Regions from separate parts of the Homo sapiens genome. Here region 2 is linked to region 1. The links are chromatin contacts, found by Hi-C or POLR2A ChIA-PET in ENCODE. All regions are on one chromosome and are shown on one strand. The core of a region is the stretch at or near the end of the contact, and the rest is flanking DNA. Distances in the headings are between cores, read along the strand shown. Region 1 holds the start of SLC9C2 (solute carrier family 9 member C2 (putative)). Region 2 holds the start of PRDX6-AS1 (PRDX6 antisense RNA 1).

The links. Hi-C counts contacts between places; a loop is a spot of excess contacts on that map. ChIA-PET counts read pairs that join two places held with the same protein, here RNA polymerase II (POLR2A).
Region 2: a loop to region 1 is called in a map of A673, with 2.1 times the contacts of the local background. The contact joins the promoter of PRDX6-AS1 here to the promoter of SLC9C2 in region 1. A Hi-C loop is called at or near these places in 1 of 168 maps with a recorded cell type or tissue (A673). POLR2A ChIA-PET finds 5 or more read pairs at or near these places in 1 of 52 experiments (naive thymus-derived CD4-positive, alpha-beta T cell).

The regions. Positions count from the first base shown.
Region 1 is chr1:173,598,050-173,605,827 of GRCh38, forward strand. It overlaps SLC9C2 (solute carrier family 9 member C2 (putative)), which reads right to left and starts at 5,023. Exons shown (of 28, transcript NM_178527.4): 1 at 4,702-5,023; 2 at 3,601-3,806; 3 at 2,068-2,168. The coding sequence starts at 3,727.
Region 2 is chr1:173,457,790-173,465,567 of GRCh38, forward strand. PRDX6-AS1 (PRDX6 antisense RNA 1) reads right to left here and starts at 3,573. Exons shown (of 2, transcript NR_125960.1): 1 at 2,589-3,573. It overlaps LOC100506023 (a long non-coding RNA gene), which reads right to left. Exons shown (of 3, transcript NR_037845.1): 2 at 4,535-4,665. RefSeq lists an enhancer at 2,303-2,802.

The DNA.
Region 1 (7,778 bases), core at 3,773-6,272:
AACAAGAAATTAGTTTGCTACCATTTCCAAGTATTAGAAACTAGGTTGATGCTGTCAATCAATATAAATTTTAGAATCTTTCAGTTTACAGCTAACGAGAGAGTATCTACAAGGGCAGTCCTAAGGGTCCTGTGGTAGATTTCTTGATCTAGCCATCCAGATAGGTTACCTATATAGACCTCTATTCACCAGATAATTGAGTGGTTTTGGGCTACACAAACACTGCTTGTGGTGTGCAATCAGTATTTTCAAAAGTGATATCCCTACTATTGGTGATATCAGAAAATATTTTTGGTGATTCACAGGTAAGTATTTTTTAATTTGACTGTTAGATGTTTATTTCAATTTGCTTTAGATGAGGGAAAGAATCTTAAACAGGTACTTGTTTCACAAACATTGGCTTAGGATTTTTAAATCTTTAAGTGAGTCAGTAGAGAAAAATAATTCATAGAAAATAGTAGATTGTATACATAAGACATAAATCATGAAGGTTGTACACAGATTAATGGAAAATACAACAATAATGATTGAAGTGCTATAAATATTCCCTCCTAAAAAGTTTATTTTGTCCCAATCAATAGTTTAACTTTCATTACTTCACCTCCCTATACCTCAGTTTGCTCATCTGTAAAATGGAAATAGAGTATCTGCTTTCAATGGGTTGCTGTGAGAGTGAATAAATTAACTCAAGGGTTAATAAGCTAATAAATTAATAAATACAAAGCACTTAAAAGAGAGCCTGGCACTTAGTAAACACTCTAAAGATGTCAGCTAGTAGTAGTGATGGTATTTCAGAAGATTAGGAAGAAGCGTTTACAATCCTAGATGGGTACAAGCATTATCTCCATTTTTCAAAAATAAAGGAATGAGTGGAGGCAAATTGTTATTGATCACACTGCTATGCAGTTGAAATCAGAAGTTAATACTAGGTTAATGAATGAATGAATGTTTTCTTGTATCTATGGTATATATTATATGAAGCTATGAAGTGTGTTTTACATTGAATCTGGCAGTGACCATGCCTCATGATGAACACAACTGCTGCCTTTTATAAGCAGGTCTTTTATAAGCAGGCCCTTTTTTTTTTGAGACGGAGTCTCGCTCTGTCACCCAGGCTGGAGTGCAGTGGCGAGATCTCAGCTCACTGCAAGCTCCGCTTCCCGGGTTCACGCCATTCTCCTGCCTCAGCCTATAAGCAGGCCTTTTATAAGGCAACAGCAAGGAGGAAGCCAGTGTATGTGCAGGGGAAGGAAGCCAGAGCAAGGCTCCAGAAGCAGATGATGAACCCAAGAGCGCAAACACATTTTCCTTGATTTTTTTTTTTTTTTTTTTTTTTTTTTTTTGAGACGGAGTCTTGCTCTGTCGCCCAGGCCGGAGTGCAGTGGCGCAATCTCGGCTCACTGCAAGCTCCGTCTCCTGGGTTCACGCCATTCTCCCGCCTCAGCCTCCTGAGTAGCTGGGACTACAGGCGCCCGCCACAACACCTGGCTAATTTTTTGTATTTTTTAGTAGAGAAAGAGTTTCACCGTGTTAGCCAGGATGGTCTTTCCTTGCTTTCTTTCCTTCTTTTTTTTTTGACAGTCTTGCTCTGATGCCCAGGCTGGAGTGTGGCGGTGTGATGTCGGCTCACTGCAACCTCCATCTCCTCCGTTCAAGAGATTCTCATGCCTCAGCCTCCTAAGTCACTAGGATTACAGGCATGGGCCACCCCTCCTAGCTAATTTTTGTATTTTTAGTAGAGATGGGATTTTGCCATGTTGGCCAGGCTGGTCTCAAACTCCTGGCCTCAAGTGATCCACCCACCTCAGCCTCGCAAAGTGCTGGGATAACAACCGTCAGCCACCGCACCTGGCCACATTTTCCTCTTATTACTGCTTTTTTGAAGTTTCCCTAATTGATGTGTCCTTTACTGTGTGGTTATTTTCCAAATTTTTTAATACCAGATAAAATTTTTTGAGTAGCTGTTCCCATAAGAAAAAACATTCCATGCATTCAGGGATGAGATGGGAGTGGACTTTATTTTTGGCATTTTTTCCTTTATTCTCTAATTTATTGTACATACAGTACCTCAACAGAATTGTAGGCCATGTGTCCTATCACGAATCCTGATAGAGAAAGAATCGTCAAAACAATGACTTCACAATTCTTTAAACACATCTTCAAAAGCCCTAAATGTGAAAAACAGAATAGTTGCATGAGTACTCGAAGTACAGTTTCTACCAAATGTGTATCACTTTTGCACCATCCCAAAGTAAGTCAAGACCTTCTGTATTCAATTAATATTTAATGATGTGGCTTAACTTTGGGATGGTGCAAAAGTGATACACATTTGGTAGAAACTGTACTTTGAGTACTCGTACAACTATTCTGTTTTTCACGTTTAGTACAATATTTACAAAATTACATGAGATAGTCAACACTTTATTATAAAATAGACTTTGTGTTAGATGATTTTCCCTGACTGTAGGCAAATGTGTTATGAAAGCTTTTAAGGTAGGCTAGGCTCAGTTATGATGTTCAGTAGGTTAGTTGTATTAAATGCATTTCAACTTACAATATTTTAAATTTATGATGGGTTTATTAGGACACAACCTGATAGTCAAGGAGCATCTGTACTTCTTACAGGTAAGACCAGATAAAGATATGTTTTTTACACTCTTTCTGCAATGCTCTTTACTACTGGAGCGTTTGTCTCTATAAAGGATATAGAGCTAGTCCATGGTCATCAGCAACTTGTGATATCAAAAGTGACCAAGGTCATTAGTGAGTATATTAAAGATTCCCAAAGAAAGCAATTTCACTCTTTGATACAATGGGTAAAATTGAAGGAGTTTATACATATTTGCTTCTGTATAGTATTCCTAGTTCCAGAAAGGATTTTAAAGCAGCTATTTTTCCTTTTTCCTAATCCCTAGTGTTGAATTGTGGACTAAAGCATCTGTGTGTTGAATATGTTACTTGATCTGCATGAATATCATTCTCTATACCTGTTGAATTCTTAATCATTGTTTAAGAGGTCCTTATTTGTGAAGCCTTTCCTAATTTCCTTCTTGGGGTTGGGGTGGGTTATTTATCTTCCCTGAAGAGAGATTACACCAAAAGCCATAATAAAATGGACAAAATGAATGACATCAATTATGTAAATCATGAATTGTATGCCTGGGCTCTATTTGTGTGTTTGCTCGCATTGTCCTCCCCTCATCTCAGATATTTTGGTCAGGTTAGGTCTGGCCAGGCAGGCAGTGTACAGCTCTTCCTCCTCCTTGTGAGCAGAGAATCTTGACGACAACTTTATAGTTATACTTAACACACTGCATAGTAATTATGTGTTTGCCAATCTCTCCCATGAGAGGGCTTCTTGAAGTTAAGTTATTCTTCTTACATGTCTACCACACTACCATGCTCAGCAAATGTCACTGAATACAGGAATATAGAATAGACACTACTTATAATTAAATGAAGCGAGATTGACAGTATTCACTCATGTCTTATCGTTTCAATGGGCCCCTTCTTTTGATGTTATGTAGTTGTGATGGCTTTCTGCATTGACAAAAGGTTCACAGGGCAGAGGAAAGATGAGTTTCAAAAACAACCACCTACCTCCCAAAACAACAATGAAGCATACAAGCGTTGTGAAATGTTTCTCTTCAACAAGGTAGTCAGCTGGCTGCCCGCAGAGTAAATCAGGTCTGTTACTTTCATTTTGTGCCCAGAAGTAAGAACTCATTTTTGCTGCTGCTTTTCCCCAGACCTAACTTGATGGAGTGGTTTGGTTATTATTGACACTTTCACTTCTGCATGCTAACCTGTATAGCATGCAAAAAGAACATGAGACCTACCAAGATCCAATTCATCCATACCATTTCTACCTAAGATTGTGCCACACTCAGATCTGAACATGTCTCTTCTTGTCACAGGGCACACATTAATACCTCTTGTCCTACCCCTTGCTCCAAGAACATTTTATAGGAACACTAACAGCAGTGTTAGTGTTTACTCCCTGTACTGTTACATGTATATGGGAGAGGGGGTGCATTGATAGGTGCACTTACCATTGTAATGATATAGTAATGTGCTTGCTTTCCCCATTGGACAGTGAGTTTCTCAAAGGCCAGGGCCCGAACTTTCCTTAAGGCTGTGCACATAGCATGTGGCACGAGATAGGCTGTCCAAAAATATTTGATGGGCTGAACTATTTGAGGGGGAAGGAGCATGGATAAATGTTATGCTCCCCCTTCTCTGTTGGTATAAATCATTCTGGAATTCCATTTTACCACTCCAGCCCTAATATATCTTTTTCTTCTCTCAGCACCCTTCCAATAAAAGATGGCAAATGGGAAACAAAGTCAAAGTTGAGTCACACCAGTTAAGGTTGGGGGTGAGGATAAGGGTGAATAACCTGAAAATAAAGGAAAAGACCAAGGTTTGATCATATGATGCCTTTGAGTGAATTAGAAAAAGGCCCCCTTCCTCAGAGCAATGAAGCCTGTCAACAAGGCACATGGCTTGGCATGTGACTACCAGGCTGGATTTCAGCCCCAGTATCTCACCTCAGCTGGTGCTCTGTGTAGGATGTAACCTGTGCAAATCTATGCAGTGGTCCTGAGAAAGATTTGTTCTGTTTTATTTTTCCTTGCAGCTAGCCTTAATCTAAAAATCCTAGAGGTTCCTCAAGTATCTCCAATAATATTTAAGGCTTACCTTTGGTCCTTTGTTTTGCAGGTCTACAGGTCACAATGATTCTGGTGTGAAGCAGAGGATGGGCCAGAAAGAGATTCAAAATGCTACATCTTCAAATCACTTCACCTGTCCCTCCAGTAGCCCTTCAGGTCCTTGGCATCTTCAACTCCTGCTATCCTCACATGTAATGACCCTCAAATTAAGTTCTACAAATTACCCAGATCAGAGATATGTTCCTTAAAGATTAAGCTGCTTTAAAGTTGAAATTGAGATGAAGGCTCTCAAAATCCCAAAGAACAATGCACAGTTATGCGTCTGTTTGCCAGGGACAGTACTACCAACTGATATCACACCAAAATCCATTTCCATGCCTACTTCTCATTGGTTTCTTGCCAGCCTGCTTTCGTTCTGATTGGCTGCCTACATTATCCCCACCCCCAATCCAGAAGAAGCCAAGTGATCTAGTTCTTGGGAAGCTTTCATTTTTTAACACTCAAGTTACGTAAGTACCCACAACTGTTTTAACTGATTTTTTTTTTTTTTGCTGACATTGTAGAATGAATTCATGAATTTTACAAGTATAATCAAAGACAACCAAAAATTTTTACTTTTCCCTTCAAAAGCTAAGTGTAGTGTAGCTCCCCTGTAGTCTAAGTTAGAGAAGAATACTAACAGCGTGTTTTTCCTTCTGTGCTCAGCAAGCCTTATCTGTACTTGCTAGTTTCACATTCCTTGAGGCTCAGGGAGTTCCTGTTTCACCTCCCTAGCGCAGCTGCAAAGTTACAAGGTTAATACAGAAACATGGTTTCCCAGGGATGTGGAACACGTAGCATAGATAAATGTAAAAGACTGATCAACTGCCTTTGTTCTCGCTCTTGTAAGTACGCTTCCTGCATCACGTAGCTCCTGGCCACTGACTGCTTAAAAGGTGGCTGCTTTCTTTGTCCAGGGCTCAGACTTTCCTGGACGCTAGTCCTACTGAGCCAGGTGATCACCTTTTAATAAAGACCTTTCCTGAACTCACTCTGTTCGGTCTCTCCCATCTTTGATTGTCCCAAAACAACATAATAGCTGAAATAGTCAAAGATATTAATGTAGACAGAATCTCCTTCTATATTTTTGATATATACTCTATATTTCTTATGCCAACACCATCTGGCTCAGCCCTAACCCTCTTCAACACAGTCTTGTCTCCTCTCTAATTCTTTTTCAGTCATACTGTTTCATTTTATTTTTCTACCTCTCCTTCCTTTTCAATGTTTCTCACTCCCATTTTCCTAACTCCTATCCATCATTGGTTTCCAGTCCTCAATTTGAAGAAACAATGTTACCCATTCTTCATGGGAGGACAAATGCATCCCAAATTCCATGATGCCTAACTTATATACTTCTTGCCTCAAATATAATTACTAAAAACAAATACAGTATAAATATTAAACAAATGAACAATAATCATCAATTGGTGGGTTACTTTCAAGGAAGAGTTGTTTTGTGACAAATTCTACTCTCTCATTCCTATACCACATTCACCAAGGTTGCTGCACATCATCTTCTTGAGGGCACCAAGGAGAACATCACAGCAGTAAGATTACACCTTCACTATGTATCAAGAAACCTCTGGCAAGTGAGTCTCAATTCCTACTTCAGACTAAACACAATTCTAATCAACAGCTCTATGACTGTGACAAGCAACATTGGTGCCCACATACTAGCTCCTAAAATATTCTTTATGACTTCCTTTTTTGTACAAACTGATGTGGTTCTTTTAAGCCACTGAGCTCATCCCTACTATAATGCCAAGGACTATGTTAAAAAGTAATTGGCTTATTCACAGGCCCTCTCCTAAGAGACCCATTCCTTACTCTTCCCTCTTCTGCCTTTACTTAACTCACCTCATTACCAAGTTCACTACCCTCCCGTTCGGATCTTCACCTTATCTATACTGGCTGTCACCTTGATTCCTCTCAAAATTAAGTTTGACTCTCTCCTTAGTCAAACTGATCTCAGCACTACTCAGTTTGAGTAATGCCCTTCCAGGTTCTGCCTAGTTCCCATCCTACTGCTGTCCCCTCAGGCTCACTCGGTTCACCTAAGCCCTGCAGCTAAGACTCCTGTAGGTTGAATTTAAGTTTCGAAGTTCAGATTCCCCATGGCCTTTAGAAAAATCCTCATACTTCAGGAAAAGTTGGAGAAAATCCATAAAGTCAGTTAGCTTACACATAGTTCTGAAAGCTAAAGAAAGCAATAACTAAAATATAGAGGTGATCAAATTTTTTATCCTTTCCCATGGAGCTTTTTTTTTAAAAAAAAGCAATAATAAAGTTATATTTCACCATTTTTTATAAATCCAGCTGAAGGAGATTCTGGTCAGTTTGGGGAGTTGAGCGCTGAGAGGCTGCCCAGTGTTTTCTCCCAACTCCATCTTCTGAAAAGAGACAATACTATTTAATTGAGATAGACACAAAACACAGGGGGGTTAGTCAGTTTCCCATCCTCCTAACATTATAATTGGTTCAGGAGTGGGCATGGACTCAGACAACACCAATTAGATGGCTCCCTAGGTTGGTATATTCCATTATTGGGAGACAGCTGTTCTCTCTCCACTTAGGTTTAGTTGTGATGAAGACCCCTCAGAGCAGCTGGAGGCCACCTTCCCAGCTGCATGGAGAAAGCCCACCTAAAGTCTGAAAGGTTCTATGAGGCACCACCTTAGATATTTCTGAATTCTTAACAAATGACTTTATAATTCCACCATGGATTTTATCTTTTTCCCAGAAACCATTCCTTAGGTGGAGAACTTTTTGCCATCTAGAAAGGATAGGATTGAAAAGCAATTTTATTTTCAAAGCCAGTGAGCACTGGCTCTTTTCATATCTTCTAAATCCTAAAATTTATTTGAAAGCTGAAATGCTCCTTCTCAGTTTCTCTCTCTCCTCTCATTTAGTAGAAGCCATACTCAGTCTGGAAATATCCTTAGCAGGGTCATCGAATTCATTCCTTAGACAAAATGTGGCCAAACTTACCCACCAACTCCTAACAAGGGTTTCTCCAGCTTCCAATAACATCTTCCTCTCTTTACTATAAACTCACCAATAGCC
Region 2 (7,778 bases), core at 2,323-4,822, 140 kb before region 1:
AAAGGATGAGTTAATGTTTCTTTGCAGGGACATGGATGAAGCTGGAAACCATCACTCTAAGCAAACTATCACGAGGACAGAAAACCAAACACTGCATGTTCTTACTCATAAGTGGGAGTTGAACAATGAGAACACATGGACACAGGGCAGGGAACATCACACACCTGGGCCTGCCGGGGGGTGGGGGGCTGGTGGAGGGATAGCATTAGGAAAAATACCTAATGTAAATGACGAGTTGATGGGTGCAGCAAACTAACACGGCACATGTATACCTATGTAACAAACCTGCACGTTGTGCACATGTACCCTAGAACTTAAAGTATAATAATAAAAAATATGTATATATAAAAGAAATGTGGCTAGCATAAATTTAGATATGCTATAAGTATAAATTACACACCACATTTCGAAGACTCAGTATGAGAAAATATATACAATATCTCATCAATAATTTTTACATCAATTATAGGGTGAAATAATATTTCACATACATTGGGTTAAATGAAATATATGACAATTAAATTTACTTTTTTTTCTTTTTACTTTTTTAATATGGCTACCATAAAATCTTAAATTACATATGTGGCTCACATCATATTTATACTGGAGAGAGTTGTACTAGAGCATGTTTGTATGCTAATATAATGATCTAGTAGAGAATCAGGAATTGATGATGTAGAAAGAGAAAGAGTAGGGAAAAGAGAAAAGACCTTTAGAGCTTAAGCAGATAAGGGGTGATGGACATCATACATAGATCAACAAACAAGTAGAGAAAGGCATGTACATAGATAATATTTGTTGTATCCTTTATACAGAAAGAACTCACTCTTTTTAAACAGCCATGAAGCAGTAATAAACATTTATCAAGGACTAAGTCACAAATAAAATCTCAAATATCTAAAGGTACAGATCACATGGTAATCAAACAAGAAATCAGTATGAAAAAGACAGCAAACTCAATCTAATTACATGGACATTATAAAACAGTTTTCTAAACAACTCTTGGATTAAAGTGGAAATCAGTACTAGAACACAGACTGTTTGAAATTACCAATGAAACAACACTCCATTTCAAAGCTTATGGGATACAACCAAAGTCTTAACTCAAAGGAAAATTCAGAGCTTTCAGTGATCTTCTTAATATATACGGAAGATTGAAAGTAAATGATCTAAGCACCCAGTTCAAGAAAGTTTAAAAAAATTAAAAAAAAAAAAATAAGCCAACAGAGAATAGGAGAAACTAATAAAAATAAAATTCAAAATTAATGAACTAGAAAGCATGGCAAAACAAAATTGCATAGACCTGGTAAATAAAGCAATTGTTTTATTTTGTTTTTGTTTTTAGAATACAACATACAAACCATTAATAAGTGTGAACAAGAAAAAAAGAGAAAGAAAATGCAAATATCTACAACAAGGAAAGAAAAATAATTCAGCATTAAGAGATTTTTAAAATTCTAAAATTCCAAATACCCACCAGTAAATTAGAAAATCTACATGAAATAGACAAATTTTTAGCAAAATGCAGATTACTAATATTAGCTCATGAAGAGAGGAAATTATCCCAATAATCAAAGAAAAACTTGAAAATGCAGCAAAAGCTCTAACTTCAAAAAAAGCACCAGTTCCAGTTTGTTTTATCAGTAAGTTCTAATACATCATAAAGAACAGATAATTCCTGGATTATTTAAACATTCGGCCAGTACAAACTATGAAAAACTTCCCAATACACTTCACTGACAAATTTAATTCTGATACTAAAGTATACTAAATACTAAACAATAGTAAAAATAAAATACATATTGGGTTATTCTTAAAATCCAAAGTCAAATATTAGCAAGTCTAATTAAGAATGCTTTTGACAGCAAGTAACAGAAACCCTGACTCCAATTATCTTTAAAAATGAGGGTATTTCTGAACTCAACAGAAATCTAGAAGTAGGATAAGTTTTAGGATGGGTTGTGGTTTAATTACGTTATTAAGAACCCAGGGGAGGGGGGCCAAGTTGGCCAATTAGAAGCAGCAGCTGTCTGTGGCACTCAGGGAGAGGAAGAAAGGAGCAAGTGAATATAGCACCTTCAACTGAAATATCCAGGCACTCACACTGGGACTGATCACAGAAACAACTCGACCCATGGAGAAGAGAGAAAAGCAAGGTGGGGCAATAGCCCACCTGGGAGCAACATGAAGCCAAGAGAACTCCCACCCCCAGCCAAGGGAAGCAGTGAGTGAGTGTGCAACCCCAGGAAACCACGCTTCTCCCACGGATCTTTGCAACCCACAGATCAGGAGATCAGTGCACCCACACCACCTTGTGCACCCACATCACCAGGGTCTTGGGTCCCACACACAGAGGTGTGTTGAGTCTCAGCAGAGCAGCTGCTCAGGCATGCATAGAGATCCAGGAACTTTACATATTCCGGCCCCAGGATCCCCAACAGAGGTGTCTGTAACTCAGGCAAGGTGGGAGGTCTGTACATACCCCTAGGAAGGGGGCTGAATCCAGGGAGCCAAGCAGCATCAATCTGTGGGTCCCACTTCCACAACACCTCACAAAATAAGACCTACTGGCTTGGAATATAGCCTACCTGTGATGGGACAGAGTCCCCAGTGGGAGGGGTGGGCTGCCATCTCTACTGTTTGGTTGACTCAGCCATTTCAGTCTATGGGCTTCGGAGAATCCATATGGTTCAAACAAGGAAGGGTCTTCCCAGAACACTACAGCGGCATTGCCTGAACGTGGCCAGGTTGCTTCTTTAAGTGGGGCCCCAATCCATTCCTCTTCACTGGGAGGGACCTCCCAACCGGGGCCTCCAGCCATCTCTGCCTGTATTCCACAAACGGATCCTGATCTCTTTCTGGAATAGCATGCCCGAGGGGAGGCGAGGAGGGAAGGAGGAGGGGAGGGGAGGAGGGGAGGAAAGGAGGGCCACCAAGCTGGCTGTTTGAATGACTCAGCCATTCCAACCAGTGGGCTTTAGAGAGTCCAAGCCAACAAGGGCAGAAGCAGTTTCCCAGCACAACAAGGCTGTTCTATTGAGGCATGGCCAGATGGCTTCTTTAAGTGGGACCCTGATCCACTTTTCCTTGACGGGTAGATCATGCCAGCTGGGGTATCCAGCCACCCCCGCCCATGTTCTGTGGCCAACAGACTTCTAATTTTTCCCTGGGACAGAGTGCCCAGAGGGGAAGGCGGGCCACCAACTTGGCTGTTGGGCACCTCAGCCAGTTCAGCCTGTGGGCCTCGGAGAGCCCAAACCAACAAGGGGCTGATGGGATCCCCAACACAGCACAACTGCTCTATCAAAAACAGCCCAACTGCTTCTTTAAGTGGATCCCTGATCCCGTTCCTCCTGACTAGGTGAGATGTCCCAACTGGGGTCTCCAGCCACCCCCTACATACTGTGTGCTCATGCTGGCAACAGGACAGTACCGCCCTGGGATGGAGCTTCCAGGGGAAGGGGCAGGCTGCCATCTTTGCTGTTTCATAGCATTCACTGCTGATACCTCCAAGTACAGGAAAAACTGAGGCAACCAGGGTGTAGAGTGGACCCCCAGCTAACTGCAGCATCTGTAAGGAAGAGTAAACAGACTGCTAAAAGAAAAAGATGAAAAAACAAAACAATCCATGAAAGCGCCATCCAAAGGTCAGCAACCTCAAAGATCGAAGATAGATAAGCCCACAAAAATGAGAAAGAATCAACGCAAAAATCTTGAAAATTCAAAAACCCAGAGAGCCCCTTTTCCTCCAAATGATCACAACACCTCTCCAGCAAGGGCTCAGAACTAGGCTGAGCCCAAGATGACAGAAGTAAGCTTCAGAATGTGGACAAAAGCCAATTTTGCTGAGCTAAAGGTGTATGTCCTAACCAAAGGCAAAGAAGCTAAGAATCATGATAAAACAATGCAGGAGCTGACAGCCAAAACAGCCAGTATAGAAAGGACCATAACCGACCTCACAGAGCTGAAAAACATACTACAAGTACTCGCAATGTAATCCCAAGTATTAATAGCAGAATAGACCAAGCAGAGCAAAGAATCCCAGAGCTTGCAGACTATCTCTCTGAAATAGGACAGGTAGACAGGAATAGAGAAAAAAGAATGAAAATGAATGAATAAAACCTCTGAGAAATATGGGTTTATGTAAAAGGACCAAACCTACAACTGATTGGGGTACCTGAAAGAGACAGGAAGAATAGAACCAAGTTGGAAAACATACTTCAGGATATCATCCAGGAGAATGACCCCAACCTAGCAAGATAGGCCAACATTCAAATTCAGGAACAAGAGAACCCCAGTAAGATAACTATTCAAGAAAATCATCCCTAAGATATGTATCAGCAGATTCTCCAAAGTCAAAATGAAAGAAAAAATGTTGGCTGGGCACAGTGGCTCATGCCTGTAATCCCAGCACTTTGGGAGGCCAAGGTGGGTGGATTACTTGAGGTCAGGAGTTCAAGACCAGCCTGGCCAACGTGGTGAAACCCTGTCTCTACTAAAAATACAAAAATTAGCCAGGTGTGGTGGCACATACCTTTAGTCCCAGCTACTCAGGCTACTCAAGAGGCTGAGGCAGGAGATTTGCTTGAACCCAGGAGACAGAGGTTGCATTGAGCTGAGATCGTGCCACTGCACTCCAGCCTGGGTGACACAGTGAAACTCCATCTGAAAAAAAAAAGAAAAAAGAAAAAAATGTTAAGGACAGCCAGAAAGAAAGACCAGGTCACCTACAAAGGGAAGGCCATCGGACAAGCATTGGGCCTCTGAGTGGAAACCCTACAAGCCAGAAAAGATTGGGGGCCAGTATTCAATATTCCTAAAGAAAAGAATTTCCAACCCAGAATTTCATATGCAAACTAAGTTTCATAAGCAAAGGAGAAATAAGATCCTTTTCAGACAAACAAATGCTGAGGAAATTCATCACTACCAGACCTGCCTTACAAGAGCTCCTGAAGGAAGCACTAAATATAGAAAGGAAAAACCATTACCACTACAAAAACACACTGACATACCAATGATACAATGAAGTATCCACATAAACCTGCAAAATAACCAGCCAGCATCATGATGACAGGATCAAATCCACACATAAAAATGCTAATCTTAAATGAAAATGTGCTAAATGCCTCCCAAAAAAAGATACAGAATAACAAGCTAGATAAAGAGCCAAGACCCATTAGTATGCTATCTTCAAGAGACGCATCTCACGTGCAAAGACACACATAGGCTCAAAATAAAGGGATAGAGGAAAATTTACCAAGCAAATGGAAAACAGAAAAAAACAGGTGCAATCCTAGTTTATAACAAAACAGACTTTAAATCAACAAAAATCAAAAAAGATAAAGAAGGCCACTACATAACAGTAAAGGGTTCATTTCAACAAGAAGAGCTAACTAACCTAAGTATATATACACCCAATACAGGAGCACCCAGAAAAAGAAAGTACTTAGAGACCTTCAAAGAGACTTAGACTCACACACAATAATGGTGGGAGACTTTATCACCCCACTGACAATATTAGGCAGATCATTGAGACAGAAAATTATCAAAGACATTCAAGACCTCAACTCAGCTCTGGATCAAGTGGGCCTGATAGCTATATACAGAACTCTCCACTCCAAAACAACAGAATATACATTCTTCTCATCGCCACAGCACTTACTCTAAAATTGATCACATAATTGGAAGTAAAACACTCCTTGGCAAATGCAAAAGAACTGAAAACATACCAAAGAGTCTCTCAGACCAAGGTGTAATCAAATTAGAACACAAGATTAAGAAATTCACTCAAAACCATATAACTACATGGAAAATGAACAATCTGCTCCCGAATGACTTTTGGTTAAATAATGAAATTAAGGCAGAAATCAAGAAGTTCTTTGAAACCAATGAGAACAAAACTACAATGTCCAGAATCTCCAGAATGCAGCTAAAGCACTGTTAAGAGGGAAATTTATAGCACTAAATGTCCACATCAAAAAGCTAAAAAGATCTCAAGTTAACAACCTAACATCACAACTAAACAAACTAGAGAAAAAAGAGCAAACCAACCCAAAGTTAGCAGGAGACAAAAAATAACCAAAATCAGAGTAGAACTGAAGAAGACAGAGACATGAAAAACCCTTCAAAGAATCAATGAATCCAGGAGCTGGTTTTTTGAAAAAAATTAATAAAATAGATAGACTGCTAGCTAGACTAATAAAGAATAAAAGAGAAAAGATTCAAATAAACACAATCAGAAGTGATAAGGGTGATATCACCACTGACCCCACAGAAATACAAACAACTATCAGAGAATACTACAAACACCACTATGTACATAAACTAGAAAAATCTAGAAGAAAAGGATAAATTCCTGGACACATACACCCTCCCAACACTGAACCAGGAAGAAACTGAATCCCTGAATAGACAATAATGAGTTTGGAAATTGAAGCAGTAATAAATAGCCTACCAACTGTTGGGAAAAAGCTGAGTGTTGGGAAGAAAGCTGAGGCAGGGCTCGCATGTCTGCCACAATGTCCTCTGGAATGTGTCTAGACTTGCTGGCTCCTTGCTTCTAGCCCTCCTAGGCTCCTAGTTCGATTGTATCTTCATTATCTCAAGTAGCAGAACATGTTCCTTATAAATGCCAAACCATCACAGCTGTAGATCATGCACCTGCTCTTCTGACCTCCACATTCTCACCACCTGTTTCTCTGTTGGATTACCAATAAATAGCATGGGCTCCCAGAGCTCAGAGCCTTCACAGCCTCCATACACTAACAATGGCCTCCTGGTTCCACCTTTCTCCCTCAAACTGTCTTTTTCTCAATCCTTTGACTCTGCTGGACTTTGTCACCCCCATGACCTGGTGTTGGGTCTGATCACCCCAACACCAACAAAAAAAAAAAGCCCAGGACCAGACAGATTCACAGGTGAGTTCTACCAGAGGTACAAAGAACAGCTAATACCACTCCTACTGAAACAATTTAATATTCAAAAAGATCGAAAAGGAGGGACTCCTCCTAACTCATTGTATGAGGCCAGCATCATCCTGATATCAAAACCTGGCAGAGATACAACAAAAAAGAGAAATTTCAGGCCAATATCTTTGATGAACATCAGTGCAAAAATCCTCAACAAAATACAGGCAAACTGATTCCAGCAGCACATCAAAAAGTTTATCCACCATGATCAAGTTGGCTTCATCTTTGGGATGCAAGGCTGTTCAACATACAAAAATCAATAAATGTTAAGTTATCACATAAACAGAACTAAAGACAAAAATCACATGATTATCTCAATAGATACAGAAAAAGTCTTTGATAAAATTCAACATCCCTCATGTTAAAAACTCTCAATAAACTAAGTATTGAAGGAACATGTCTCCAAATAATAAGAGCCATCTATGACAAATGCACAGCCAATATCATACTGAATGGGCAAAAACTGGAAGCATTCTCTTTGAAAAGTGGCACAAAACAAGGCTGCCCTCTCTCACCACTCCCAGTCAACACTGGAAGTTGTGGCCAAGGCAATCTGGCAAGAGAAAGAAATAAAGCATATTCAAATAGGAAGAGAGGAAGTCAAACTATCTTTATTTGCAGGTGACATGATCCTATATCTAGAAAACCCCAATGTCTCAGTCCAAAAGCTTCTTAAGCTGATAAGCAACTTCAGCAGTCTCAAGATACAAAATCTATGTGCAAAAATCACTAGCATTCCTATACACCAACAACAGGCAAGCTGACAGCCAAATCCCATTCACAATTGCCACAAAAAGAATAAAATACCTA